Linked DNA regions of Mus musculus: all the other regions are linked to region 1. Evidence: chromatin contacts called from ENCODE Hi-C data. All regions are on one chromosome and are shown on one strand. Each heading gives the region's core, a stretch centred on a gene start or an enhancer-like site at or near the end of the contact. The rest is flanking DNA. Distances are from core to core; before and after follow the strand shown. Region 1 holds the start of Ddx23 (DEAD box helicase 23). Region 2 holds the start of Marchf6 (membrane associated ring-CH-type finger 6). Region 3 holds the start of Tas2r119 (taste receptor, type 2, member 119). Region 4 has its middle 12 kb from the start of Gm41290.

The links. A loop is a pair of places that touch in the nucleus more often than their neighbours do.
Region 2: a loop to region 1 is called in a map of T-helper 1 cell, with 6 times the contacts of the local background. The contact joins the promoter of Marchf6 here to the promoter of Ddx23 in region 1. A Hi-C loop is called at or near these places in 2 of 37 maps with a recorded cell type or tissue (T-helper 1 cell and T-helper 17 cell).
Region 3: a loop to region 1 is called in a map of regulatory T cell, with 9 times the contacts of the local background. The contact joins the promoter of Tas2r119 here to the promoter of Ddx23 in region 1. A Hi-C loop is called at or near these places in 2 of 37 maps with a recorded cell type or tissue (T-helper 17 cell and regulatory T cell).
Region 4: a map of T-helper 2 cell shows a loop between it and region 1 (12-fold over the local background). The contact joins the enhancer-like site here to the promoter of Ddx23 in region 1. A Hi-C loop is called at or near these places in 1 of 37 maps with a recorded cell type or tissue (T-helper 2 cell).

What each region holds. Positions count from the first base shown.
Region 1 is chr15:98,659,228-98,665,555 of GRCm38, forward strand. It overlaps Ddx23 (DEAD box helicase 23), which reads right to left and starts at 3,662. Exons shown (of 17, transcript NM_001080981.1): 1 at 3,596-3,662.
Region 2 is chr15:31,528,375-31,534,702 of GRCm38, forward strand. It overlaps Marchf6 (membrane associated ring-CH-type finger 6), which reads right to left and starts at 2,663. Exons shown (of 26, transcript NM_172606.2): 1 at 2,429-2,663. The coding sequence starts at 2,447. Gm41287 (a long non-coding RNA gene) reads left to right here and starts at 2,730. Exons shown (of 3, transcript XR_875101.3): 1 at 2,730-3,563; 2 at 3,741-4,869.
Region 3 is chr15:32,174,012-32,180,339 of GRCm38, forward strand. It overlaps Tas2r119 (taste receptor, type 2, member 119), which reads left to right and starts at 3,278. Exons shown (of 1, transcript NM_020503.3): 1 at 3,278-4,283. The coding sequence starts at 3,279. The coding sequence ends at 4,283. All of the region lies in intron 3 of Gm32499 (a long non-coding RNA gene), which reads left to right.
Region 4 is chr15:34,046,246-34,052,573 of GRCm38, forward strand. No RefSeq gene overlaps it. Among named protein-coding and RNA genes, the nearest start is that of Gm41290, 12 kb to the left of the region's middle. Within about 2 kb of position 3,432, at least 1 of the 3 ENCODE cell types and tissues checked has a DNase peak (open chromatin) inside an H3K27ac peak, as active enhancers do.

The DNA of each region.
Region 1 (6,328 bases), core at 2,412-4,911:
CATGTGCACTGTGGCAAATGAGTGAGTGTACACACACAACATATGGTAGACAGTGCCCTCTGATGACAACTTCTGAACTACACACACACACACACACACACACACACACACACACACACAGTACCTCTAGTTAAGCAATGGGAAAAATGTGAAGGGTGCATAAGACCTCCAAGCACATTCTTTTCTTTTCTTTTTTTTCTTTTGGTTTTTCGAGACAGGGTTTCTCTGTGTAGCCCTGGCTGTCCTGGAACTCACTTTGTAGACCAGGCTGGCCTTGAACTCAGAAATCCACCTGCCTCTGCCTCCCAAGTGCTGGGATTAAAGGCGTGTGCCACCACTGCCGGGCAAGCACATTCTTTTCAATGGCCTGGGAAAGGACAATTATTTCAACATAACAACACATCAAGCAAGGGAAAGTGTCTCAACTAGAAGTTCCAGAGGTGACTGACAGACAGGCTGACAAATCTCTCCTCAGGTCCCACAGCCTGGTGGTCTGTCTTCTTCAGGCAGACGGGGCTATCTACTGTCTACTGTTCTGAGAGGTCTGAGCAGGAGTCTGATCTATTCCCCTCCCCCCTGGGGGTACACTGCACAGCATACCACACTGCCAACTGTTCTTTTTTTTTTTTTAAAGATTTATTTATTATTATGCATAAGTACACTGTAGCTGTCTTCTGACACACCAGAAGAGAGCATCAGATCTCACTACAGGTGGTTGTGAGCCACATGTGGTTGCTGGGATTTGAACTCAGGACCTTCGGAAGAGCAGTCACTGCTCTTACCCGCTGAGCCATCTCACCAGCCCCCTGGCAACTGTTCTTGAACTACAAAAACTAGTAATTATTTTATTCGCAGGTGACTGGGCTAGAGTATTGGTGTCCTAAGCATTTTGAGGCAATCCTTCTATCCAGTGCCAGTGACTGCCATATTGCCTAAGAAGGGAAAATGTTGGGCTGGAGAGATGGCTCAGCGGATAAGAGCACTGACTGCTCTTCCAAAGGTCCTGAGTTCAAATCCCAGCAACCACATGGTGGCTCACAACCATCCGTAATGTGATCTGACTCCCTCTTCTGGTGTGTCTGAAGACAGCTACAGTGTACTTACATATAATAAATAAATAAATCTTTAAAAAAAAAAAAAGAAGGGAAAATGTTAAGAATGAAAAAACAAAATGAACAAATAGCGTTTTCTGAAGGCTAAGATGACCTAGTTTTATCTCACAATTAACTAAAAAAAGTGAGAGACTGGTCTAAGTCAGTCTATCATGCATTTCACAGTATGTCTCTCCTACAGCCCTAGGAAAACAGCCCATCCTTGGGTTGTTTGGTTGTTTTTTTTGTTTTTGGAACACCACCTTTCTATGGTGGCACTTGGCTGGCCTGGAACTCACTATGTAGACCAGGGTGGCCTCAAATTCACAGAGATCTGCCTTGATCTGCTTTTAATCCCAAGTGCTGAACACCGTCTAGTGCCAGGAGCTGTTCTGGGTCCTGGAGACGACACCGTAACTAACACAAACTCGCTGACTTCATGAAGCATGAGTCCAGTGTAACACTGTTTCAGCTACTCAGAGTGAGCTCCAAACAGGGAAGGAAACGGAGTAACATGATATGGAGAGATGAAGAAGAGGCTCTTGGGGAAGACGTCTTAGGTTGACATTTACACTGAGAGCTGACAGTGGAAGAAACAGCCATGGGATGATCAGGAAAGAGAGCTTACAGATGGAGCTGGCAAGCACTGAGGGAACAACCAGCTCTGCACGTCGCTCTCCAGAGACTGTGGCTAAGGGGTACAGACCCGCACTTGGGAGGCAGAGGCAGGCGAATTTCTGAGTTCGAGCCCAGCCTGGTCTACAGCGTGAGTTCCAGGACAGCCAGGGCTGCACAGAGAAACCCTGTCTCGACCCCCCCCCATCTTCCCCCCCCAAAAAAGACAAGGTCAGGGGCTTGGAGAGATTGGTCAGTGGTTAAGAGCACTGGCTGATCTACCAGAGGACCTGAGTTTGGTCCCCAGCATCCACATGATGGCTGGCAAGCAAGCACCTGCAATCCCAGGGGATCCTGACGCCTTGCTGTGACCTCCTCAAACACTAGGCACTCAAGTGGTGCACAGACATAAACACATGAAAAACACCCATACATACCACCACCACCCCAAAAAACACAAGAATGAGGAGAAGTCAAATCATGAAATTGTTAGAAACCAGGGCAAAGGTGCTTGGATTTCAACTTAAAACCAAGAGTAGGAACTAGAGATTTGGGGGGGAAGTGGAAGTTACTGGTGACTTTCACTACAGCTGTAGGGAAAAAAAGGAAAAGGAAAACAAAATAAAGACAGGGGGCTGGGGAGATGGCTCAGCGGTTAAGAGCACTGACTGCTGTTCCAGAGGTCCTGAGTTCAAATCCCAGCAACCACATGGTGGCTCACAATCATCTGTGATGGGATATGATGCTCTCTTCTGGTGTGTCTGAAGAGAGCTATAATGTACTCAATCCACTAAATAAGTAGATTTTAAATAAGAAAAAGAAAGAAAGAAAATAAAGAAGACACTAAGCTTGAATGGCGTTTGTCTGGGACAGAATGAGAACTGTCAATAGAAGCAAAATACACTGTTAGGGGCCCGTGCAAAGGCATGTGACTCTCAACGTCATCTCAACGAGAACATTTGGAGAACTTTAAGCAGAGTATAATACGACCAAAAATTACATTTGAAAAGAATTACTCTGGTGACTTACAAGGAAATATGTAGACTTGGTTTTTGTTTTTTTTTTTTAATTACAGAAAATGCTTAATAGTCTACAAGTGTAATCATAGCACTAGGAAGGTGAAGGCAGTACTGAGCGTCCAAAGACAAAATGGACTAGGCTGCATACTGAATTCAAGGCCAGCTTAAGCTCCAAAAGACCCGGGCTCCAAAAGACCCTGGCCGTGCTTCCCAGTTCTCTGTAGGGCAAAGGCCAATTGTTTTCATTTAATTGTTCATCAAGCGCTACTATATATGCAACATTCAGCTGTAGGCCCCGTGGAAACTACAAAATGAAATTCTGTCCACAGGAAGCAGCAGATGGCACAAGACACGCCAAGATAAGAACGTTCAGGCGAAGAATCCAAAGTTGCCGGTCCTTTCCATTCGTAAAGAGGATATGGAAGGGCCCACAGAGGAAGTGGCTCGTTTTAAAGTACGAGTAGAATTTGAAGATGTGCAACTGTGGGTTAGGGTTAGAACTAATCTCCGGCCGAAGCACTAGTTGGCAACCCCGAGCCGGAAGGCATGGGGTGGGTTCTGGGAGCACATTAGAGTTCCTGTCTGGCCGAAGTAAGGAAACAAGAATTAAGTCAGACTGACGTATAACAAGGGCGATGTCCACGGGCCAAAGTCTAGGCTCATAATACAGTCCTGGAAGTGGCCTGTGCCCTGGGCAGCCAACACTGCTCCCGGGGCCCGCGCCCCTTTCACTCTTGCCCGCCGGAGCTGCCCTGGCTCGTGCCCCTTCCCTGAGGCGTTCTTCCCCTTCCGGGCTGAGGCTACGGCTATCTTCCCGCTCCTCACCCACTCTCCAAACTCGTGGGAGCCGCCTCCACCGCCAAGACTCACCACCCCGCGCCTGAACCGCCTAACGCGGCCTCAACGTCGCCGAACAGTCGCCATCTTTCGCGTTTCCAGATCACGGAGGAGCACCCAGGCCGCGCGGCAAGCCGGGAAAGGGAGTTCCTGGGCCTGCACCACGCGAGCTGACGAATAGGCCCTGAAAACTACCAATCCCAGAATGCACGGCGCGAGGGCCGGCCAGGCCGTAAGGTCTTCTGGGTAATGTGGTTTGCCAAAGGTTCGGTGTTTGTAGGAGAAAGAATTTTCCAAGTGTTGTCTTTCTACTTACAAGGTTCTTCCGCAGCAGTCTTTCTGGAATCTTCTAGTAGGTATTGCAGTTGATTTCAGTCAAAGCTGGCAGCTTTCAGCGAGAAAGTTTATACGGTAACAAATAATTTGCTTTTTTTTTTTTTTTTAAAGATTTATTTATTCATTATATGTAAGTACACTGTAGCTGTCTTCAGACACACCAGGGAGTCAGATCTCATTACGGATGGTTGTGAGCCACCATGTGGTTGCTGGGATTTGAACTCTGGACCTTTGGAAGAGCAGTCGGGTGCTCTTACCCACTGAGCCATCTCGCCAGCCCCCCCCCTTTTTTTTTGAAAAGTGTTTTTTATAAAAATTGTGAGAGAGATTATTGCCTCCGTGGATGAATGGAAGATAATGAACTAAAGATTAGTTCACTGGAGTAGCTTAGTACTTCACAATGAAGGTAGTACAGTTTTCACAGTAGAACTACTCCAGTCACAGGAGTAACCTTGGGGCCCCGGCAGGATGAATGCCTGAACAACCCCAGGGTACCCACTGTCCCCCTACTCCCAATAAATAATAAACTAACATTTCAGAGGTTTCCCTGGAAGGACTTCCCCCTCAAGTATCTTACTATTTATTCAACATTCCTCATGGGACCTTGCTTCCTCGTTTCCCTGGTCTTCAGGAACTGCCCACTTGGGCTACTTGTTATTGTTGATGTCTTCCTTCAGGTTCTCCATACATCAGTCCACCGAATTTTTCTTCTAGTCGTAGACCCACTTCCTTTCTCTTGGGTTCAAACAGTACCGTCAGCACCCGCTGAAACAGAATACAACATTGTGCGAGGTAGGATGGTTGAGATTAACCAGGGTACCCACTGCCTCCTTTTACATTTTCCATCCTCGGGTTTGCTTTAATCCCACATAGTTGTTGGTCTTTCTACTTTAAATTTATTCTATTTTTATCTGCATTGGTGTTTTACCTACATGCATGTCTGTGTGAGGGTGTCAGATCCCCTGGAGCTGAAGTTATAGACAGTTGTGAACTGCCCTATGGATGCCGGGAATATGAACCTGGGTCCTCTGGAAGAAAAACCAGTGCTCTTATCCACGGAGTCATCTATCTCTCTAGCCCCAGGTCTGGTTTTTCACTCTGGGTATTTTTTCAGTTCTCAAACAGGGTCTCAGAATACACCCTAACTAAAAAACTCAGCTACGCTGACAGTGGCTCAATGTCCTATAAGGAGACTTTTGGAGAGCTCTTGTAGCCTCTGATATTGCAAATTCTAGTGCAGGGAGGACTTGGTCAGTCTGAATCTACTGGGTATAATGAACACTAGAGGGCTCTCCACTCTCAGAATTAAACCCTAACACCACCACCCCCCCTTTTAAAGAAAATAAAAAATAAAAAGGAAAGAAAGAATTTTTTTTTTTTTTTGTGGTTTTTCGAGACAGGGTTTCTCTGTATATCCCTGGCTGTACTAGAACTCACTTTGTAGACCAGGCTGGCCTCGAACTCAGAAATCTGCCTGCTTCTGCCTCCCTAGTGCTGGGATCAAAGGCGTGCGCCACCACGCCCGGCAGAAAGAAAATTTTAAAAAAAGAAGAAAAAAATTCACACACAAACCAAAAACTTGACTGACCAAGGATTGGTTGGAACTTTTAAAACCTTCCGTTATTGTTTGACAGTCTTCCAAGTGTCTGGCTCCAGGCTTGACACTTAGGCTAAGGCTTCTTGTGTTAGTCATCATAAAACTATGAACTGCGCATGACCTTAGTGATAAGGAAAGTATAGCTCACTACATCTCCATTCCAAGTCCACAAAGTTGAAGAACAGAAGGGGATCTGAAGCCCAGGGGTTCACTTGATCTCTGAGACCTTACCTTTCCTTATTTCAAAATACTATTCTGTATACACATACACAATTATTGATTATTTAGATTTATTTATTTTGGTTGTATGTGTATGATTTGTTGTTTTTTTTCCTTTTTTTTTTTTGTCTGTATGTATATATGTGAACCATATGGAGTTTCGGACATAAGGAAGCCAGAAGAGGGTGTCAGGTCCCCTGTAACTGGAGTCACAGAGAGTTGTGTGCTGCCATGTGGGTGCTGGGAATCAAACCCAGACCCTCTGGAAGAGCAGCCAGTGCTCATAACTACGGAGCCATCTCTCCAAGTCCTAAATGAACACTTTTTTAAAAGAGTAAATTGAGGGGCCGGGGAGATGGCTCAGCAGTTATGAGCACTGACTGCTCTTCTGAAGGTCCTGAGTTCAAGTCCCAGCATCCACATGGTGGCTCACAACCATCTGTAATGAGATCTGACGCCCTCTTCTGGTGTGTCTGAAGACAGCTACAGTGTACTTACACTTAATAAATAAATAAATCTTTTTTTTTTTTTAAAGAGTAAATTGAGACTCAGAAAGTTGAAAAGGCTTGTCTGAGTTCACAGTGGCCCTCTCCTAGTGCTTTGTCTGAGTTCAC
Region 2 (6,328 bases), core at 1,413-3,912, about 67 Mb before region 1:
AAACAAACAAACAAAAAACCCTTTCAATTCAAAACTTTACAAAAATGGCCATGAAAACTATTACTATTCACTTTCATATGCCTAAAGAGTTGACTCCTCAGGTAAGGAAAGGTGCCTGGTGGCCTCAATTCAACTCCTAGAACCCATACGGTGGAAGGAGAATACTGGCAAAGGTCTTGTTAGCTTATATTAATAATTCATCCTCCAAAGGAAATGACAAAAACAAGTTACCGCACTCTGGAACACTTGACGAGCCTCATGAACCATCTCTCCAGTTCACTTATGAATAACTACACGGGGTCTGACATGAGTGACTCTTTCTCCTGCCTTTGCCACCTGAGTGAACTTGGGCAAGTTGCTCATCCAAATTAACCTTTAGTTCCTTCACCTGTGTAACAGCAGGTTGCTTCCTTCCAAAACCTGAGAGGTACTACAGTGTTAGTAAAGGGAAAGCACTCTGAGTCCTCACTAAGTGATCAGTTACTTTGAGTTCAATATCCAAATTGATTTTTAAAACATCACTTATATCTTATCCCAATAAAAAAAAAGTACCTTCAAGCACTAGAAGTACCATTTCCTTCATGACATCACACTCAGTTTCTCAATTCCTGAGTTACTAATACCTGTGGTCATTTCATAAATCTGTGAAGTACTAACTGCCCAGGTGGAAAAAAATCAGGTTTTCATATAATATGTCAGTGCAAAGCCAAGTAATACAGATGCTAGATTTAGTCATTAAAACTTAAATCAAAGGAGATTATGTGTAGTTGAGAGCACTTGTTCTTACAGAGGACCAGGTTTTGAGTCCCAGCACACATGGCATTTAACAACGATTAAATACATATGAGCAAAATACAAACAAACTCGAATCAAAGCCAGGCATGGTAGTACAAGATGCTGAAACAGAGGAGTATGGAGAACTCATTTCAAAAACCAAACAAAACAAAGACAGGCACTGAATATAAACGGCTGTGAAACCTACAGAGATGTAAACACAAGATCAACCTGGGCGATTGTTAATCCTCAACAGTTTCTTTCCCAAAGTTCTGCAATGGCAACTAGCTTCACTCATTGAATAGAACCGTACTGTAGCATAATGAAGTGGCAGCGACAAACAATGAAAATAGGGTCAACTGTTTCTTACCACCCGTGTGAACCTTAACCAAGCTATTAAATAAGCCTACATTTCCACAGCCACGAAAGGTAACACACATCCACCCCGCAGGGCTGTCGGGAACGTCAAAGTGAATCAATCCTCCTGTGCATATTTTGTAAACAATACTTTTTTTTAAAAAAAATCAACTCATCACATTATTACTAAACTTTTTATTACTCTAATGACTTCAATACAAGTGCTTGATGGTTCGATTGCATGTAAAGTCGGTAAAATAAAGCCTGAGGTTGAAAAGAACGCTCATTCGAACAAGAATATATCTAAACAGTAAGTATCTGCACTAGTAAGTACATGATCAATAATTTCCTCTACAGACTCACTAATACATCAGTGCCTCTAAAAACTGCTTTAAAACACTTTGCCACAACGTCAGGTAAGCGGCTGCTTTCTACACCCATGTGGCTGCTTTTCTTTCGTGTTCTCTGCTAATTCAAAACAACCGCATCCAAAGTACACGTCCACAAACAAAACAAACAAACCCTTGCTTTGTGGTGACAAGGATTTAGAAGAAACCTAAATATTCGCCTTTCCCTCCTCCAATAGTCTCTAGAAACCGTCCCCTCTCGGGTCTGGTCAGTGCAGTTAGGGTAAGGCAAACAGAGAGCAAGATTTTGCAGCAGGGGTCAGTTCAGTCCACTCAGCAGTCGTCACCTCGCGGGGTATTTTCCGCGAAGTTTCAAAGTCAACAAAGAAGTTGTGTGGCAGAGGTTGGGCCTACAGGACAACAGCAAACAGACTCGAACACGGAGGGGGGAAAAACGAGTGGGGGAGGGGAGTGGAAACGCCCCCGGACTTCGCACTGCGGCCCCCTCCTCCGCGGACCGCGGGATGGCGGTGGCCGGGGCCCCGATCTTCCACACCGTCAAGTCCCCGGCAGCCCCACGCCTCGGGCACCCTATGGTCTCCAGCGCCCCACTTCCCGACATCCCCATGTCTCGAGCACCCCACGTCGCGACACCCCCACGTCCGGGATGTCCCACGTCCCGGCACCCCACGTCTCGGACACCGAAGTCCTGGCACCCCAGTGTCCCAGCCGAGGCTGAGTCCTCGTCGCCCGCGGGAACCGGCGGGGGGCGCGCAGAGGGTCACCTTCCGATCCGAGCCCGCTGGAGGACCAGCTCGAGCCGCGCGCTCGCCCGCCCGCCCGCCCGCCCGCCCGCCGGGCAAGCAAACTGCCCGCGGGATCCGCCGCGAGCGCCTCGGCCCGACTGGAGCGCGGGCGCCGCTGCAAGGGCGCGGGCGCCGCCGCCTCACCTTCCTCGGCGGTGTCCATCTTGTCTGGGGGGCGGCGGTGACGCAGCCGCGAGGCGCCCGCGACCCGGCAGAGCCTCGGGGCCCGAAGGGAAAGGCGGGCGGGCGGGCGGGAGGAGTGGAGGAGGAAGAGGACGCGGGCCGGGCAAGTGCGTGCGCTCGGGTGCGAGAGGAAGCCGGTCGCGGGCGAGGGGGACAGGGACAGCGACTGACAGAAAGCGAGCGCCGGGGAGGGGGGAGGGGCGCGCGGCCGAGCGACGGGCCTGGGCGGGGCGCGCGGCGGAAAAGGCGGGGCGCCGGAGCGCTGCGCGTCACATCCGGCGCGCGCCTTCGCTCGCGCTCGCGCCGGGCTCGCGGAGGCGGGGGCGGGGTGCGAAACACGGCCTGACTGGTGGCGAAGGCTGCGCGCGGGATGGAGACTGAAAACCTAGAGGCAGGCGGCAGGCACCTCGCGGAGGGGCGGCTGCGGCGGCGGCGGCGCGGGCGCGTTCCGGGACAAAAGGAACGCGGAGCGGCGGGAGCGAGCCCGGCGCGCACGCCCGCCCGCCCGCCGGAGCGGGTGTGGGGGACAAAGGGTCCCAGCTTGGGGTACCCGACCGCCACTCCCGGGGCGTTCAGAGTCGGCCCCGGAACGAGCATTTTTGGTTCCGCTCTTGAGTGGTTCTGAGGCACGTCTGAAAGAATTACAGAAGCATCCCTAAGATGGAAAAAGACGAGCATCCAGGTTATCAGAATCTCTCCTGGGGAGGCTTATGCAATTGAGTGGAAAGACCACGTCTTCACAGCTGAAAGCCAACATTGAATCTACCTCTAAGGGAAATGGGTTCAGATGGCGACACAATTAAGGGAAGCTTACCTGGCCAGAACTAAATGGCTGATGAAAGAATGATGAAAGACTCAGACCTGCTCGCATCAGTAGGCCACCTTCCTCACATAATCCTTAGAGCTTTCTCTAAATAAGATAGTACAGATTAGAAGAAAAGTGTTTCCAACCCGGATGCTTAAACGTGCACATAACGGAAAGTAGATTCAAGAAACGGAATTTTGGCCGGGCAGAGGTGGTGCATGCCCTTAATCCCAGCACTTGGGAGGCAGAGGCAGGTGGATTTCTGAGTTGGAGGCCAGTCTGATCTACAGAGTGAGTTCCGGGACAGCCGGGACTACAGGGCTACACAGAGAAACCCTGTCTCAAAAAACCAAAAAAAAAAAAAAAAAAAAAAAGTTATGTGACTGTTTTTGTTTTAACCCCAGGTGTGGGATATGGGGCTGCTTCAGATGGGCCACAACCGTTAACTATGATTGTCTCGTACTCTAGGAGGGGAGTGATCTAAATGGCAGTCTCCAGAGCAGTGGGAGGTGCTTTGAGGAAGAAGAAGTGGGGAGAGGAGGAGGAGGCAGAAGAGAAGGAGGAAGCAGAAGAGGAGGAGGAGGTTTTTGGTTCCTGCTGCTCCTGTTGCTGTTGCTTAATGAGACGTTGGAGATGCCCTGTTGTGGAAGATTGGACTGATCTCAAGAAACTCAATGCCCCTAATGATCAGGAGTAGTCAAAAAGGTCTACATCCCCCTTTCCCTCTAACCTTCCTTCTCTTCTACCTTGATGTACTAGAACACAATAGAATAGACCAAAAAAAAAAAAAAAAAAAAAAAAAAGCCCCCAACAGAAGACAGTCCCTGTAGGTTTGTCTTTGAGATTTCTCACAAAAAAAAAAAAAAAAAAAAAAAAGCTAAGTTTAGCCCCATGCAGATGCTCAGCTCCTGATTCCACACACACTGGTATGCATATCACCTTCATCCTCTGCCCTATCCTGCGCAGCTTGCAGCAACAGGAGTGAAGAAAGGATATGTGTCACACAGAAAAGCTGAGATCTGTGGACCATGCTTACTCTTGTGAACTGGCCTCATGATGCCACAACCCAGAACCTGGCCATGCTTACAGTGAATAGCAATGGAGGTAGGAGTAGGCTAGACCTGATAGGAGTCACTGTAGCAGATGGTCTCACACTGCAGTCATCTGGAGGTAGGAGAAGGCTAGACCTGATAGTCACTGTGACAGATGGTCTCACACTGCAGTCATCTGGAGGTAGGAGAAGACTAGACCTGATAGTCACTGTGACAGATGGTCTCACACTGCAGTCATCTGGAGGAAGAAGCTGCAGTTACTAGTTTCTGCACACACTGGCCAATTGTCCGTAAACATACTTGGACCAGAGGAAGACCTTGCTATGCCTCTGAGCTTCACCAACAAGGAAAGTTTTGTCAGTTCCCATGGTTCTGATACACTGGGGTCCTTGACATGGTTGTGTCTTTGTCGGCAGTGCACACTTGCTCAGGACTTCATCCACACCCACACATCACTCCCTACACACCAGTAACCGTGAGATCCTCACACCACGTGAAGCTATTATGCAGGATGACATGGTCTTGAACCTACAAAACCAAGCTAGGTAAGCCTCTTCTCTCTTCCCCATCCCTCGCTCTGGGACATGGTCTCACCATGTAACCTTGGCAAGCCTAGAGCTTCTTTTTCTGTGTAAGCAGCTTGTGTCGGGTGGGTATCTTGTTATGGGATGACAAGATGACTCAGAGAGGACACGTGGGAAGACACAGTATAATTTTTTGAGCATGAATGATGACAATAGCAAACTAATAATAACAGTAATTAGCCAAAGTTCCTATTATGTCCAATGAATATCAATAGCAAACCTGTAAAGCAAATACACCCGTTCACAGATGAGCCGTCAGATTCACAGCAGGTGACTAACACAGAGGGAAAAGGGAAGCAGCGTTGAGCCACAGCTCTGTCTGACTCTAGGGCTCCATATTTTAAACCTCATTGGTTTAGCATAGCAGCCACTCACTGCCATCAAACCCTCAATTCTTTATTGTTTTTATGGTGAGCTTAAGTGTGTATCAAACCTGTGACCTTGAAACAGTTGCACAGAAACCTCCTGAGGAAGCATAGATATAGTGACTAAGCCAAGAGCCTTACCACAACCTTGACATTATCAAGAACAGCAGATTGCTAAGGGCAATTTATGGTGCTGTCTTAAAATTAAACTCTTTCCTTCTCACTTCAACTTCTATTATTTTTCTCTTCCCTTCTCACCTTCCTTTATTCCTATCTCCTCTCCCTTTCTATCTTCTTTATCATTTCTCTTCCTTGAAATGAGACCCAAAAGCAGGGTAAGGAAAAAAAAGTATACAGGTAAAATAGAGAAGCCTGGTGTGGTTAGACACAGTGTATTACAGTCAACAACTAAAGATAGTAAGAGTAAAAAGATGGCTCCCCAATAATAGCAGATATATGAATGTGGAAAGAGGGAAGGCTAGACATAGTCCTGAGAGATTAAATCTATGAGTCACTCCTGCCAGGTACTGCCATTCAAACTTGGCCATCAGGGATCAAGTCAGCTCAGGCAATGAATTTGGTAGAAACAAGCTTGGGCCCAAGAATGGTGGCTCACACCTTGGGAGGCAGAGACAAGCAGATGGCCAAGTTTGAGGCTGGCCTGGTCTATATAGTATAGTCCATCCAGGACTACACACTGAGGCACTGTCTCAAAAAAAAAAAAAAAGAGCTTGGAGCTGCTAGGTCTCCAAAGCCCTTAGCAGAAGGAAACATAAATTCTTTCTAGAAAGATGTACCTATGCTTTATTCACTGACCTTGTGAGTTCTTTGTGGCAATTCTTTGAGGGTGTATGTCTATAAACTACAAGTATAAGAAGTCACACACAACACTAGAAACCACCCCCATTAGCCGCCTTCTCCCATCCCTGGCAAGATAAAGTCTCACCCAGACTGAAGTTTCATGCCTCCCTGCACATGGCATTGGGTATCTACTGGGATCTCTTCAGTTACCCACCACTTGGTTCAGTTATCACGCATGTCCTGATGATGTATCC
Region 3 (6,328 bases), core at 2,028-4,527, about 66 Mb before region 1:
ACAGGATAGGAACCTGGAATAAGGAGCTGATACAGAAGCCATAGAGGGATGCTGCTTACTGGCCTGCTTCCCCTGGCTTGCTCAGCTTGCTTTCTTATAGAACCCAGGGATGACACCAACCACAGTGGGCTGGGCACTTTCACCTTGATCACTAATTGAGCAAATGCCTTACAGCTGAATCTCATGGAGGCATTTCCTCAAAGGAGGCTCCTTTCTCTGAGATAACTCCAGCTTGTGTCAAGTTCACACACAAAACCAGCCAGTGCAATGACAAAAATTGTAATAGAAAAGCTGTAGCTTAATCCTTATAACTTGTGGTCCCCCCGCCCATGGTGTCTCTATCCTTCAGGCTGGTTCTAACAAGTTACAATGAACTATCTGAGAATCCAGTAGCCTCTACAGATGCTAGGATGCAAGAGGCACTTAGGGTTGGGCATGATTGAACTTCCTGGCAGATTGTGTGTTCCCTCTTCTGTTTTTCTGTCAGCATTGAGAGGTCATACTGTTGCTCTGGGCTCAAGCCTTCCTTCTGCTCTTTTGTGCTATGCATGCTCTAGTGATCTAGTTTGCAATGGCGAACTGTCTTTGGCCCATGCTGGAAGCACATCAAGGACTGATCCATGCTGTAAATAATATGGCCATGCTAAAAGAGACAAAGTGAACTGTTAGGGTTGTGTGCCTGTTGGTCAGGACTTGTGTCTCAACCTGCCCTCTGCTGTGTTGTAGTTGAGTTTGGTTCTACTTCACAAGCCAAGCAATGAATGGATGAGTGAATGCATGAGTGAGTGGCGAGCCTCATGGTGCTTAGGGCAAGCAGTCACGTTTGCAATGGAAGCAGAAGGCTTGAATGAGAAAATGAGGAAGTCCATGGGGTTTTTTCCTTTGGAGTTCACAGCTTCTCTCTGCCATAGATGGGTGCTCCTCCACTTTGCTTTCTTAGCCAGCCATGTGCAGAATGATAGTGCTTTGCATTGAAGGTCTTCCTTTCAATAGAGGAAGAAGAATGACTCTTGTCCCATCAGGATGCTCCTCCAACTTGGATCTATGTGGGAGTGTCCACTCCCAAACTGCCTCCCTTGACTGCTGCCTGAGAGCTTTCCTGTTGCTTCCCTCCACCTCACCAAAGATGAGGCAACCCTACATGAAACTGTTAAGAATTCACAGAGCAATAGTGTCTTAAGGAGAGTGACTGCCACTTAATTTTTCGTCCTTCCTCTTCTAGTTGTCTATAAATAAGGTTCTGGGGAGAATCCTGTCTGACCCCCTGGGACAAAGTAACATGTTTCCAGAAGGAGTTACACTTTGTTACAAGATCTGGTGAGCATTTTATTAAGTACTAAGCTGGAAGTTTTAATTTACCCAACGTTTATAAACTGTCCTCATTTTTCACTCTGCCAATGAATTCTCTAAGGAACTCATATTAAACACAGGATTCACTTATTGTGCCTTTAGTATGTCTTAGTTAGGGTTGGTATTGCTGTGAAGAGACACCATGACCATGGCAGCTTTTATAAAGGAAAATATTTAATTGGGTCTAACTTACACTTCAGAGGTTTAGTCCATTATTGACACGGGGGCACACAGGCAGACATTCTCGCTGCAGGCAGCAGGAAGAGAGAGTGAGGCACCAGGGCTGGCTTGAGCTCCTAAAACCACAAAGCCTACCACCAGTGATACACTTCCTCCAATAAGGCCACACCTACTCAAACAAGGTCATATGTTCCAATCCTTTCAATTAATGTCTCTCCCTATGAGCCTATGGAGGTCATTTTTATTCAGACTACCACACCTTCGAGCAGCACCTGGAAACAGCATTGTTCTTGCTTTTGTTGGGATTATGGCTTTTAATCATGATTATTTTGTCACCAGAATCATTTGGTACTGTCTGGAAATGTCTTTGATTGTCAAAGGCTGGGGATGTGATGTGAAGTGATGGTGTCATCTAATTGGCAGAGTCAAGTCTGAGAGCCATTCGAAATTGATTACATGGGAGTTCCTTCCATCTACCAAATAAAACAATTTTTCATTTCAAACTCATTGAGGATGAAACCAATATGGGTTAGCTCAGCAGTGGCATTCTCTAAACATTACAATGCTTGCTTGTTTTACTCTAATCTGTGGAACGGTTACAGCAACCCATCACTTTCCCCTTTACCTCCTGGCTGTTGTAAGGTTTTCATTATTTTGGAAGGAAAACCGAGCAAAGGTTTCAAACATTGGGTCATCATGGGTGATGATTCATGCGGATTCTGAGCAAGGCCTTCATTTCCTTATGTGTGACCTTCCTTAGGCTTTGCCCAGTGTCTGTACATATATACATACATATACATATATATATATATATATACATATATATATATATATATATAAACTGTATTACTAAGCTTTGTGCATACGATGTTACATGTTCATCTTAAGGGTGCTCATTTGTGTGGAAACCAGGGTCCAACCATGGGTCTTACTCCTCAAGGACGTGGTCCACCTTGTTATTATGAGATCTGGCTAGGTTCAGCTCAAACAGCTTTGTTGAGACCATTAGACCGAAGAGTCTGCTAATCTGACTTACCAGTGAACCCAGAGATCTGTGGTCTCTGTTTCCTTGACGCTGGAGGGCAGGTAAACATGTTATTGCCACAGCTACTGTTCTTAAAACTGTGACTTCTGGGGGATTGAACTCAGGTCCCCGTGCTTGTGAAGCAAGTATTTTACCCACTGAGCCATCTTCCAAACACGTTTTAGCCTTGTGTTTTATCATGTATGGCTTGTTATTTAACAGTGTTTGAGGTGATCCCGGGTTGCTGGCTCTGCAGCCTAGAGAACTAATGCAGAGGAAACTTATATTCCCACCTCCGTGACGTCACTCTGACAGAAGTGACTTGTTTTTGTATGATGCTCCAGGATGCCTCATTAGCATTGAGGACAATCATAATTAAGTAAGGCAAGGCATGAAGGTGGTCCTCACTAGGTACCTGGAGGCTTCTGGTTGCACGATTTACTTGTGATGGCTCTGACACTTAAGAAGACCTGAAAAATGCAAAAGCTGTCATAAGGCACAGTTCGTTTCTATGGTATCTCTTCCTTATTTGACTGACATTGAGTTGAGAAGGCAGCACTATAAACAAATGGGCCCCACCTTCCTCTTCCATTGTCTTTGGGTTGGCATCATCTCCAAAGGAACCTTGGTCTAGTTGAAAGGAAGCAGAAATCATACATGGCTGAGACTGTGCATAACTCTATGTATCATTTAAAGAAGTCATTGGTTCTTCTATTTTAAAACGATGGAAGGTCATATGCTCTTCTTCCTCCTGGTTGTGGTAGTGCAGTTTTTAACTGGGGTCTTGGCAAATGGCCTCATTGTGGTTGTCAATGCCATCGACTTGATCATGTGGAAGAAAATGGCCCCACTGGATCTGCTTCTTTTTTGCCTGGCAACTTCTCGAATCATTCTTCAATTGTGTATATTGTTTGCACAGCTGGGTCTATCCTGTTTGGTGAGACACACGTTATTTGCTGACAATGTTACCTTTGTCTACATTATAAATGAACTGAGTCTCTGGTTTGCCACATGGCTTGGTGTTTTCTACTGTGCCAAGATTGCTACCATCCCTCACCCACTCTTTCTGTGGCTGAAGATGAGGATATCCAGGTTGGTGCCATGGCTGATCCTGGCATCTGTGGTCTATGTAACTGTTACTACTTTCATCCATAGCAGAGAGACTTCAGAACTTCCTAAGCAAATCTTTATAAGCTTTTCTTCTAAAAATACAACTCGGGTCAGACCAGCGCATGCCACACTACTCTCAGTCTTTGTCTTTGGTCTCACACTACCATTTCTCATCTTCACTGTTGCTGTTCTGCTCTTGTTGTCCTCCCTGTGGAACCACAGCCGGCAGATGAGGACTATGGTGGGAACTAGGGAACCTAGCAGACATGCCCTCGTCAGTGCGATGCTCTCCATTCTGTCATTCCTCATCCTCTATCTCTCCCATGACATGGTAGCTGTTCTGATCTGTACCCAAGGCCTCCACTTTGGAAGCAGAACCTTTGCATTCTGCTTATTGGTTATTGGTATGTACCCCTCCTTACACTCGATTGTCTTAATTTTAGGAAACCCTAAGCTGAAACGAAATGCAAAAATGTTCATTGTCCATTGTAAGTGTTGTCATTGTGCAAGAGCTTGGGTCACCTCAAGGAACCCAAGACTCAGTGACTTGCCAGTGCCTGCTACTCATCACTCAGCCAACAAGACATCCTGCTCAGAAGCCTGTACAATGCCATCTTAATTGTCCAACCTGAGGCTTAATCATTTCAAAGGGTAAATTGATGATCAAAGCCCAACACATGATATGACATCAAGGTCCATATCCCAGTAGTCATGTGGAAATATCACCTTGCAAGATGATGTCATTGAGAAACCAGGGCAAATGGAGTCTAGGTCTTTCAGTATGATTTGCTGCAGTGCATGCGAATCTGTAATTTTCTCCAAGTAAAGCATTTAAAGAAGAGTAAAAGCCCAAGATGAACTTATAATACCAGAAGGGCAGAACACTAAAACATCCCGTGTTCATTGCCTAGATTCAGACCCTGTCCCAGACATGAATGGGTTGATTGTGTATATCTTGATTACACGAATCAAGAATATCTTTTCTGGTTTTTGTTTTTGTTGTTGTTGTTGAAGTCACATACAGTAAGGCTACTCTTCTTCTTCAAGTACTAAAGGAAGCTGAGGGCAGCCAGACCTTCTCAGTCCTTGAGAGCATGCACATCTACTCCAAGACCAGAAAACTTGGTATACATCTCAATGACTGATAAGAAGGATGATTGACAGAGAAAGAGGAGGAATAGACCGACTTTTAAGAGGTGGGAGAGTTGAAGGAAGAAGACAAAGAGAGAAGAAAAGAACAGAGCTTTTCATTTCCTATAATTGTACACCCTCAATAGATAATGACTTGTAAAGAATTTTCACTTTGCATTTGTACACTCAGCCTGGGGGTCCTTTTGATTGATAGCAACAATTTGACATTCCCACATCACATGTCTTCCTAGTGAAGCAACATTAGTAGGTATGGATGGGGCTCATGGTGTTTCCATCTGCTTGAAACACAGATATATTTTCTCTTTGGAAGATGACTTTGGAAACTAAGCAAAATAGATGTGTGTGTGTGTGTGTGTGTGTGTGTGTGTGTGTGTGTGTGTGTGTGTGTGTGTGTTGTACACAGTCAACCTCAGTTGCATACACACACTTCTAAAATCAACTCAGAATCCCTTTGCTTTAGGGGCTGATGTAAAACAAGCTGTCTCACGATTGTCTTTAGTTTGTATTTCAGGTGTGATGGTGTAAAATGTATCTGTGTTTAGAGGTGATCATCACCAGGAGCACAGACTTTGTAACCCAAGACATGCTACACACAGAGGACATGCTTCAGAAGATCCAAATATGGATGCATCCTCTTGGGAACAAGAGCCATGGTACCTTTCATCTTCCCATAGTCTCCAACTCAGTTCTCCAAGGAACAGAGCAGCAGCCCCCACCTTCCTCTTCTCGCTGACCCCACATCACACCAAGTCTAGATAACCCTGAACTCAGGCAGCCAGTTAGTTCTAGAAGGAATGGCATGCTGCAGGTGAGCATCACTCCCTCTTGAAGAAGGGACCAAGAAGAGTAGCTTGCTTTTCTTATGTCTTAACTCTAGTGATTACTGTTCTTTATTCTCTAAGGTGTGCACTTGCAGGTTGGAAGAGAAGAGTGGGAACACCTCCAAACATTCAGAAAGAAATGTAAAATTATGCAATTTGCTTATGATTTGGCTTCTCAGATACCATTTTTCTCATTCATTTTTTCTTAGTATATATCAATTGTAGAAAACAATAGATCCTACTGTGACATTTTCATACATGTAAATAATGTAATTAATCACATCTGCTTCAGTACCCTCATTTGTTTATCCCTCCCTTTTCTCAAATATTTTTCCCTTCTCTTTTTGCATCTTTTTAAAAATCTAATTTCAATGTGTGAGACAAAAACATGACATTTTTGTCTTCCTGAGTTTGGGTAATGTTGCATACCATAGTGATCTGTAGTTCCTGCCATTTGCCTGCAGATGACATAATTTGCTCTTCTTAAGGCCTGATTAACACTCTGCCATGGACATTGTATTTATACCACATTCCCTTTGCTTAGAGTTGATTGGCATGTGGGTTGGTTCTTGGCTGTTGTGAACAGTACTATTCAATCCCAGATTCTGATTCTATTTCAACAACTTCTGCTCTAATAATGCCAGCTAGTGAGATGAGTTTTAAGATGTGACTAAGTGTGATGCTAATATTA
Region 4 (6,328 bases), core at 2,182-4,681, about 65 Mb before region 1:
AGAAGTTTTACTTAGAGCCATTTACTTAATGAAGATAAGTTATTATTTTAAAATAGAAGTCTACAGTAGAGCTAATAATTTTCCTTTTTCACATTTTCCTGATTTCATTAACACTCAGAGTTTGAGTAAGCCTTTGTCCCAGAGCCCCACCCCTAACTGCAATACACACACACACACACACACACACACACACACACACACACACACACTGCCCAGGCCGGTGGTGTGGTTTCACCCTAGTCATGGGAGTCGGGTATTCCCCCTCCCAGCCCTCTAAAAATAGGACAAAACAGGATCCCTCCCACCCCACTACTTCCTTTCTTCTCATCACAAACACTCCACACTACTCTAGGTTTGAAAACAAGGAAGTCCCTGATTAACTGCGCCAGACACACCATTCCTCCCTTCTCTGTCACCATTTCCCTTTTTGCTCTGCTGAGATAAAAGAATGTCCCTGCACCCGCCCTGACGGCCCCTTACTTTTTCATTGTCTCTCATGAGCCTTGCCTTCCCAACTAGCAAGTTCCTCCAGAAATCAAGAATCATGTTTCAAAATCCCCACCTCCACAGAGTGGCCTGCCAAGAAAACTCAACTTGTCCAACTTCTGAGCTTTGTGGTATTGGCTTCAGCTCCTCCTGACCCCACTCCACTCAGTTGTTGGAATAAACTTGATATGAATATTATCTCAATTTCTTTTTAAACACTTGTTCTCGTTGCTAAGAACAAACAGATGACACTCAGAAGGAGGCCACTACATCCTAACCTTTGGAAGTGAACACATGGCAAGTTGTCAGAACTGAGTCAGAAATGTCTGTCCCCCTTCTGCCGGAATAAAGAGGCCAGGGTTCTGCTGGCATGGGGAAATCAGCAGAGCAGCCACTGGCTACAGCACAGGGCAGTTTTTGCATCTGCTGAATGATGAAAGGGATCTACAACAATTGCTACAGCAGCTGTACTTTTCCTTAGCCAATACAAGAAATCCCCTAAAATGAATTACTATTAATACAATGTGCAGATAAGATAATGGCAGAATTTAGTAATGCATAAAATGTAGCAAAACATAACTTCTGATTTTCTCTAATACACCTTAGAAATTTAGGTTATGTTGACAAAAAAAAAATCACATTTATACTGGATAGGTGTGAACCTTTAACCCCAGAAACACTCCAGGAGCAAAGATTTCCCTACTAGTTAGTTTAAGGCCAACCTGGTCTACATATTGAGTTTCAAGTCAGCTAGAGCTACATAATATTATCCTCCATCAAAAGAGGAAAAAAAAAGCATTGATTTGTTATCTCTTTGTGGGGGAGAAGGTCAGAGAACAATTTGAAAGAGTGCTCTCTCTTCTTCAAATCATTCAGGTTCCAGGGTTTGAACTGAGGTCATCAGACTTAGCAGCAAGTGCCTTTATCTGCTGAGTCATCATATAACCCTCTAATTTGACAATCTCTTTAATAGACCTTATATTGCTTTATGTTCACCTCACAGAATTCCTTCCAGTCAGGAAAATAAACATGGAGCTCATGTTAAAGATTTATTCATGGCACTGGTAGCATAGAGGAAGAGGGCTTTGCCACAGACAGTTCAAAGCATTTATTATCTACTTAGAAAAACACAGAAATAACAATCACTCTCAGAAAAGCTGGAGGTAACATATAAACAAGCATAATACCAAAGGTCTGTAATTATTTTTTTATAATACCTTTAAATTTGAGTGGCCAGATAGAATCCTATTAATAGTTATTAATATTTGAAATAATTTTTAGAATAAGAATGCCCTATGTTTTTTTTTTTTTTTGGTTTTGTTATTGTTGTTGTTGTTTCGAGACAGGGTTTCTCTATAGCCCTGTCTGTCCTGGAACTCACTTTGTAGACCAGGCTTGCCTCGAACTCAGAAATCCACCTGCCTCTGTCTCCCGAGGCCCTATGTTTTAAAAACATGTTTTCATTGTGTATCTGAAACTAAGGTTTAACTGGGCATCCTGTATTAATATTTGCTAATTCTGACAACCTTAAAGTTGAGAAATGTAGAGTACAGAAAAAGATCCTAGGCCAGTGGAGTTGGTCAGACAAGCTTCCTGGAGAATGCAGGTTTTAAGGCAGCTGCCTGAGGACAGCTTGAGATGGAGACAGAGAACGTTGCATCTGAAGGAAGGTCATGTCCTTGACACTGAAATGGAAGTGAACAAGTAATTCCTGGTTGGGATGGTGACCAAACTGGCTTAGCTGGTTCCCTGGATGGATGAGAACTACAAACTCCAATGTGAGAGATCCTCTCGCTACCTTTGTTTCTTCTATGTGAGCAATCTTCTGGTTGGACTTTTTTCTATGGGGTTTGTGAAAAAAAAAAGATAATGTTGCTATTATTCACAGTGATATAATTTTTACTGGGTTCTCTATATAAACCAAGACCAATTATCAACAGTGTGGACACAGAAGCATTTCTCTTTACAAGTTATACATATGTATATTAACATTAGCCTTGCATTGGGTACACATCTTTTTTATTTTATTTTATTATATTATATTTTATGTGCTTTGGTGTTTTGCCTAAATGTATGTTTGATGGTGCCAGATATCCTAGAATTGGAGCTACAGCCAGGTATGAGCTGCCGTGAGAGTGCTGGGAATTGAACCCAGCTCCTCCAGAAGAGTAGCCAGTGCTTTTAACCTTTGAGCCATCTCTCCAGCCTGCATGGATATACATCTTAATGACCAAAAATGATTTAAATGATTTTGAACAGGGTATGTGTCTACAGTTCCAGAAGGCAGACATGGGAAAACTACAAGAAAAATCATAAGTCTGAGATCAACCTGGGCTATGTGGTGAAAGACATCCTATCTCATGATGGAACAATTTCTGAGATGTGCGTACGTGTGTGTGTGTGTGTGTGTGTGTGTGTGTGTGGTGTGTGCATGTGCGACTGTGAGAGTGAGAGAGAGAGAGAGAGAGAGAGAGAGAGAGAGAGAGAGAGAGAGAGAGAGGAGAGAAATCCAATAACAGTCTCAGTGTTCTGATACCTGCTGATACTTGGGAATGCTTTTTGGTTTAGGTCAGGAGGATTCGGGGTTAAAACTGAAGTCTTTGCACTGAAGGAGCAAACCTAAGAATAAAGAGGATTACTCTCAGGTGCTAAGAAACCACTAAGTAAATAGAGGTATAAAGAAATAAAATTCCAAACCGGGTGTGGTGGCACATGCCTTTAATCCCAGCACTTGGGAGGCAGAAAAAGGAATATTGAGCCTTTCAAGAACTGAAAACAAAGGCAAATTGCTTGTAGATAGGCCAAAAGACAAATGGTCCTTAAGGGAATATGAATTTGAATAGGAAAATTTTAACAATAGAGAACAGACTGCCTCTTAGATTCATGATGTATGAAGGTTGATACAATTCGAGAAGCCATCACAGGACGTTGGCACAGGCCCAGCTGGCCTGCCAGGAAGACCATCTGGATGGGACGGAAATGTCTACTACACATTGGCCAGACGGACATGAGCCCTGGGGTGTTTATAATTGTAGAACTACCAGATAAGGTTGATGAGGAGCACCATCAACCCCAAATCACAAGGTCTCCCAAAGACCGAAGCCAGTTTGAGATATGAAAGGAGACTTTTCAGAAACAATTAGCTCAGCTGAGAATAAATTATTACCAAGTTCTTGAACTTGACCTGAAGTTCATCCCTGGTCTGATTAAGGCCAATCCTACCTTTTCCCTGCACGTAGCTCAGCAAAGCTCTCACTATCACTCTGCTTCAATCTGGAGTTTCAGACACTAACTCCGACTTGAAATATAGCTTTGAAGTTGAAAATTGTTATCTCCTTGAACATTCTGCTGTGGGAGAAAATCACTCCCAGAGTGTAGTAGAGACCAGATCAATTTAATTTTTCACTCTTTCAGGAAACAGAGAGAAATATTTGAAAGGTTTTTAAGGCAGCAGAGATAAAATATTTAGCAGTTTAAAAAGTGATTTTTTTTTAAACATCTAATTTTATTCTTAGAGAAAGGGAATGTGGCGTTTGAATGAGAACAGGCCCATATGTCTGTGTTTGAATGCTTAGTCCCCAGATGGTAGCCCTTTGGGGAGAATGAGAGGATGTGGTCTTACTAGAGGAGCTGTGTCACCGGAAACAGGCTTTGAGGTTGACTCTTACACTCTGCTGTACTCATAGATCAGTATTCTGCACAGCCATCATCAGAGAAGGTTCCTCCTGCAGTAGATAAGACCAAACACAAAGACCCACAACTAGATGATGTGCAGAGAGTGAGACATCTTGGACCATCCGATCCTAAATGAGATGTCTACATCAAATTGTCTTTCTCAGGACTCAGGGAACTCTATGGAAGATTGTAAGAGCCAGAGGGGATGGAACACACCAAGGAAACAGAACCTTCCAGAGACAGCAAAGCTGAAGCCCATGTGAATGCACAGGATGCACAGGGTATGCAAGGATCTAAGCCAGATGGGGTCTCAGTGCTGAGAGGGGAAATAGTCATGAACCTGTGATATAAAACATTATGTTTTACATTTAAATTACTATGCTTAAGAGGTCTATCAAACAAAATCGCCTCTATCCTAAGAAGCCCCACTTGTTCAAGGACAGATATCTTCCCAAAATGATAGGATCCATTCTTGTAATTGCCTGACCTTGTTTGGGCAAGATAATGGTCACAACTCCACTGCTTCTGTTTCTGCAAACAACGCTTGCTTACTGGAGACATACAAGCAAGATATCTATTGCTATCTGAGCCCTTGGTTGAAGGATATGTACCTGCACTGAAACACAAGGTAACTTTATGGGACCTTTTGCCTTTATAAACCCCTGAAAGACCCCCTCCCAAGAGGATCTCATAAGGGGTAAGTTTAAATCGTCCTGGGGTGTTCCGAACTCGAAACAGGGCAAAGAAAAGGAGGGCTGTCCAGTCTTTCCCACCGGTCTCCAAGGCCAATTTGGTGAGGGTCTCATTTAGGGTTCTATTCATCCTCTCTACCTGACCTGAGCTCTGGGGTCGGTAAGCACAATGTAATTTCCAATTAATCCCCTGCTGAGTGGCCAATCCCTGATTTACTTGGGCAACAAAGGCAGGTCCATTATCAGACCCGATTACCTTGGGTATCCCGAACCTTGGGAAGATTTCTTCTAGGATCTTTTGGCCACCACATTGGCCATCTCAGTCCTGGTAGGAAAAGCTTCTACCCAGCCTGAAAAGGTGTCTATAAAAACCAATAAGTACTTGTTGCCGTATTTGGCTGGCTTGATTTCTGTGAAGTCTGCCTCCCAGTAGGCCCCAGGCTGGTCACCTCTGAGCCTCTTCCCGAGAGTATACATAAAGTGTCCTGTATTAGTCATAGCACAGGCCTTGCAGCTTTTGACTATTTCCTTTGCCAAGACAGAGAGTCCTATAACATAAGGGTCAGAGGATCTAACCACACCTTTTAGTTTCCTGGCCCCCAAGTGGATCAAGTAATGTAAGTTGGTAACATACTTGTGTCCTTCTTCCCATGGGAGGACTAGTTTTCCTTCTTATTTTTCCTACTACCACATATGGGGTTTCCATTATCAGTCCTAATTTGTCCATAACTTGATAGTCCTCATGGGTGTATCTAAAGCTGGTCTCTCTGACATCATAATAATCTTTAGGCTCTTTGACTGCCAGGATCATTGCTCCTTGGGCCACTTGTTTGGTGGTTAGGTCTGCCATCTGATTCCCTTTAGCCACAGCATCTCAAGTTTTCTGGTGTCCTGGACAATGTATAATGGCCACCTTTTTTGGCAAGTCTATGGTCTCAAGGAGGCTCAAATTTTTCTCTTTAGTTTTTTATGTCTTTCCCTGCAGATGTCAACAGCCCTCTTTGTCTGTATATTGCTCTGTGTATATGGGCAGTGGCAAAAGCATACCTGATATCAGTGTATATGTTGATAAATTCCCCTCTGCCATTTGTAGAGCTTGTATCAAAGCCACAAGTTCAGCTTTCTGGGCCGACATCCCTTCAGGGAGGCTGCTGGCCCAGATCACTTGCTTCCCATCCACCACTGCTGTCCCTGTTTTCCGCTTATCTTCAACCACGAAGCTACTGCCATCCGTGTACCAGCTCGGACTCCCAGGCCAGGATCATATTGAGTACCAGTTTCTTCTGCCAGAATGTCAGTGCAGTGATGAGTAGGTGAAGAGTCATCAGTCTCGGGCAGTAGGGTAGCCAAATTGAGGACAGCAGGGGGAGCGAAGGTCACTCGTTCAGTCAACAAAAGGCTCTGATAATGTGTCATACGAGCGTTGGTCATCCATCGGTCAGCGGGCTGTCGGATAATGCTTTCAAGAGCATTGG